2 separate regions of the Homo sapiens genome follow, and region 2 is linked to region 1. Evidence: read pairs that join two places in POLR2A ChIA-PET (ENCODE). Cell type or tissue: Panc1. All regions are shown on one strand. Region 1 holds the start of LINC02710 (long intergenic non-protein coding RNA 2710). Region 2 overlaps PHF21A (PHD finger protein 21A).

Evidence for each region. Peaks named below come from ENCODE experiments on the same cell type or tissue, not always from the same donor. Only the 100,000 strongest peaks of a DNase experiment are listed, where the experiment ranks them.
Region 2: POLR2A ChIA-PET joins it to region 1 with 10 read pairs; 2 of 35 experiments call an interaction of 5 or more read pairs at or near these places.

What each region holds. Positions count from the first base shown.
Region 1 is chr11:46,218,013-46,220,512 of GRCh38, forward strand. It overlaps LINC02710 (long intergenic non-protein coding RNA 2710), which reads right to left and starts at 1,648. Exons shown (of 3, transcript NR_183776.1): 1 at 1,569-1,648. In Panc1, no CTCF peak of the experiment used is centred here; no DNase peak of the experiment used is centred here.
Region 2 is chr11:45,987,538-45,990,037 of GRCh38, forward strand. The region is part of intron 6 of PHF21A (PHD finger protein 21A); the gene reads right to left. Among named protein-coding and RNA genes, the nearest start is that of LARGE2, 66 kb to the left of the region's middle. In Panc1, no CTCF peak of the experiment used is centred here; no DNase peak of the experiment used is centred here.

The DNA.
Region 1 (2,500 bases):
CCTCAGCCTCCCAAGTAGTTGGGATTACAGGCACTCGCCATCATACCCAGATAATTTTTGTATTTTTAGTAGAGACTGGGTTTCACTTTGTTGGTCAGGCTGGTCTCGATCTCCTGACCTCAGGTAATCCACCCGTCTCAGTCTCCCAAAGTGCTGGGATTACAGGTGTGAGCCACTGTACCCAGCCCCTTAATCTCTCTTAATTACTCCTGTTTCTTCATCTGTACAATGGGGATAATAACCATACCTAACCCCACAGAGTTCCATGGGCTTCAAGAAGGAAACTAGCTTTAAATGATCGTTAGGCATTAGATATTTTTATCTACACTATCTCATTTTTTTCATATTTCAAAGGAAAAAAGAATGCATGGAAAGTGTCTAGTAAATTGGAGCACCATGCTAGTATTCTTAGAGCCAATTCATTCTATGATTTATTAAAACATTGTTTAACCAAATATCAATCTTGGATCAACTTTAAATAAACCATATGTCTTTAAGAACCGATGGGTTTTAATTAGTTTCTTAATTAGCATGTGAGAAGTTTGCAAACCTATTGGGTTTGCTATCAAAATCAGAAGAATAACCTTTATATGATTCTCACATGAGGAGCCAGGGCCGAGGCGCCCAGGACCCTCAAGTTAATATGACCCAAGCTCAACTCTCTCTGATAAGCCCCTAATCAGGAAGGCTGAGCCTTATTAACAACACCACTCTCCTCCTGCTCCACCAACCTGGGAACCTCCAAGTCATCCCCCCAGAATCCTCTCCTTCCACTCTTCACCCCCACTCTTGTCATCAAATCCTGTGATTCTAATTCAGGGACATTTTTTCCCCACCACCACCCTGCCACTGTTTTAGTTCAGACTAATTGCCTTCACATTTAATCATTAATCAAGTATCTATTGACAGTGCGTGATGCTTCAAAAGTTGGGCTCTGCAGGCCGGGTGCGGTGGCTCATGCCTGTAATCCCAGCACTTTGGGAGGCCGAGGCAGGCGGATCACGAGGGCAGGAGATCAAGACCATCCTAGCTAACACAGTGAAACCCTGTCTCTACTAAAAATACAAAAAAAATTTAGCAGGGTGTGGTGGCAGGCGCCTGTAGTCCCAGCTACTCGGGAGGCTGAGGCAGGAGAATGGCGTGAACCCGGGAGGCGGAGTTTGCAGTGAGCTGAGATTGCACCACTGCACTCCAGCCTGGGTGACAGAGCAAGACTCCATCTCAAAACAAAACAAAAGAAAGTGAGCTCTGCATGGGAATACAGTAGTTAATCAGGCCCCCTGTCTTCAAGGAACTAACACGTTTCCTCATTCAGTTTTGCAAAATTCAGCTGAACTAGATTGATAGTTATGAGTAGGCTGCCTTGGGCTAAGTCTTGGCCTTTCCACTTACTGTGTGTCCTTGGACAAGTTACCTAAAGTCTCTGTACTTCGGTTTTGTCACTTGCAAAACAGGGATAATAATAGTACCTATGTCACAAGGATTAAGAGAGTTAAAATATGTTTAAATGCTTAGAATAGTGTCTGGCAATCAAAAAATGTTAGCCATTGCTATTTTTGGACCATAACCTGTTTTCTCTCTGTAGGCCAAACCATCCCTTCCAGAGGCGCCTGACTCTTCTTCCTAAAGAACCATTTAGCCATGTCATTTCCCTAACAAACGTCACTAACGTATGTCTTAGCATGGCCCATCTGTCTCTGGCCCTAGGCCTCCACCCTAACCCCATCCTTTCCCCAACACTCCACTGAATGTGTCTCACCCTTGCCAAAACATGCCACTCTGAGCCTAATCATGTGTCTTTGTGCCAAGACAAATGAGGCATTAAAGAGAAGACAGACTTGTGGCCGGGCGCAGTGGCTCACGCCTGTAATCCCAGCACTTTGGGAGGCCGAGGCGGGCGGATCACGAGGTCAGGAAATCAAGACCAACCTGGTTAACGGGGTGAAACCCCGTCTCTACTAAAAATACAAAAAATTAGCCAGACGCGGTAGCGGGCGCCTGTAGTCCCAGCTACTAGGGAGGCTGAGGCAAGAGAGTGGCGTGAACCCGGGAGGCGGAGCTTGCAGTGAGCCGAGATAGTGCCACTGCAGTCCGGCCTGGGCGAAAGAGCGAGACTCTGTCTCAAAAAAAAAAAGAGAGAGAAGACAGACTTGTTCAAGGGATGACAAGACAGAGCCCAAGATGGCGGCTGGACGCTCCCCTTCTCTTTCAGGCTCTGTAAGGAGTGGCTACTGCAAGAGACAAAACAGGCTGGGACTTCACTACTCTATGGCAATGGGTAGCACAGGTCTTAAAATGGCGGAAATGTTTGCTACCAGGAAATATCAGATGGGAAGAAAAGGAATTAGACCTTGTTCTTATCTTGCTTGGGAGCATAGAACTGCCCCTGCTGTCATCAGGGAAAGAGAAGAAAGGAAGAAAGAAAGAGCTTGAGCTTCAGAGTAAGTGAGACCTGTGTCCAAATCCTGGCTCTACCTCTAGCTAAACAAGCACTGTAACC
Region 2 (2,500 bases), 230 kb before region 1:
GTAATCCCAGCTACTCGGGAGGCTGAGGCAGGAGAATTGCTTTAACCCAGGAGGCAGAAGTTGCAGTGAGCCAAGATCACGCCACTGTACTCCAGCCTGGGTGACAGAGCAAGACCCCGTCTCAAAAAAAAAAAAAAAAAAAAAAAAAAAGCACCTGAATCATTGTGTTTGTACCACAATAAGATATATCATAGAGGCTATTAATTTGTAAATTAAGCTCCAATAGAGCAAAACGTCTGTCCCTCTGTAACTGTCTGTTTACAGAACACCGCTGCACATACCATCAGCTTGTCATTCATCATTACATGGCTGTATCCCACAACCTAAAGGCAGCACTGCTTTGTTAATATCAGAATTGTCTTGGACACTACAGAAATTCTCCCATTCCTCTGCACTGTAGCTGCTGTGGTTTTCCTCACAAAAGAATGCTGACTGGAGATGGCTGCACAGTAGCTGTCCCTGACAAGTTGGATATGAAAATACAATTTAAGTACAGTGATGATGCTAAATTGGAGGAGGGGAAAGGAGGAACAAAACCAAAGCCCCTATCATTTTATGGAACACTGCTCAGACAAAACAAATTGTTTTACCTACTCCAAGCCCTAGGTACCATTTGAGATAATGTAGGAAGTCACATTTTCACAGAAACACAAGACAGAATCAGATGCTAGAAGAGGTAAATATAACAGATTATTTAACCAAATTCTATGCAGAATACATCCACTAAGAAATAGATCCATTATTTTCAAAGATGAGGATACCTTTTAAGAATCCTCAACTCTGTAAGTTTTCTTAGAAGACAGAAAAAGACAATAATATTAGAAAAATATATCGTAGCAGGCAGTATATATCATGTAGAAAATATTATATGATGAAATGTAATATTTGCCTTACATTTAAACAAAAGTAACACTTGTATATAACTAAACACTGGCATTTTTAATTGGGAAGTATTTTTAACAAAAGTACATTCTTAATATCACACTCTTGATGCTTAAAATCATAATTTAAAAAATCATCTACAGTAATAGCACAGGCACATAAATTTTAAAAGATTCTAAAGCTGCTAGGCCAGGCGTGGTGGCTCACCCCTGTAATCCCAGCACTTTGGGAGGCTGAGGCTGGATGACCACTTGAGACCAGGAGTTCGAGACCAGCCTGGCCAACATGGCAAAAATCCCGTCTCTACAGAAAATACAAAAATTAGCCAGGCATGGTGGTGGCACAATTGTAGTCCCAGCTACTCGGGAAGCTGAGGCATGAGAACTGCTTGAACTCAGGAGGTGGAGGTTGCAGTGAGCCATGATCCTGCCATTGTACTTCAGCCTGGGTGACAGAGCGAGACTGTCTTTAAAAAAAGAAAGAAAAGATTCTAAAGCTGCTGAATGCTACCCTCTTAGTTTCACAAAGTATTCCTAATTTCAGTAGTTAAATTTACCACCAAATATTTGTTACAATCACTTAAAGAAAAAAATGAACAATGTTATAAATTTACTTTCTGACAAGACACCCCTCGTCAAACAACAGGGAGGGTGCAAGTTCCTCACAAGTGCAGCCTGCCAAAATAATTACTGATTAACTTCATGGAATTGGCTCTTCCAAGACATGTGATAAAGGATAATTTGCACTTCTCTGTATTTATCTGAGTTTACTTCATCAGAGACACAAGAAACCTGAACTCATCTTTCAGAATTTCAGAACACATTTGCTTTTGTTTGTTTTAAATCATTAGTACTACAAATCTTATTAAAGAGAGAGGTTCAGCATTGTAGAAGAAAAGCATGAACGATCTCTTAATGAATAAAACAAATTTGGTTAAAAATTTAGCTGGGGTGGGCCAGACGCGGTGGCTCATGCCTATAATCCCAGCACTTTGGGAGGCCGAAGTGGGCAGATCACAAGGTCAGGAGATCAAGACCAACCTGGCTAACACGGTGAAACCCCATCTCTACTAAAAAAAAAAAAAAAAAAAATACAAAAAATTAGCCGGGCCTGATGTTGCGCACCTGTAGTTCCAGCTACTCGGGAGGCTGAGGCAGGAGCATCTCTTGGACCCAGGAGGTGGAGGTTGCAGTGAGCCAATATCATGCCACTGCACTCCAGCCTGGGTGACAGAGTGAAACTGTCTCAAAATAAATAAATAAATAAATAAAAATAAAAATAAAAAAATAAAAAATTTAGCTGGGCACAGTGGCTCATGCCTATAATTCCAGCACTTTGGGAGGCCAATGCAGGAGGACTGCTTGGGCCCAGGAGTTCGAGACCAGCCTGGGCAACAAAGTGAGACCCTGTCTCTACAAAAAATACAAAAATTAGCCAAGGATGGTGGCATACACCGGCAGTATCAGCTACTCAGGAGGCTGAGGCTGGCTTGAGCCCAGGAGGTTGAGGCTGCAGTGAGCCATGATCGTGCCACTGCACTTCAGCCTGGGCAACAGAGTGAGACCCTGACTCAAAAAATAAATAAATAAAATTAAAAGAAAGAGAATTTTTTAAATCT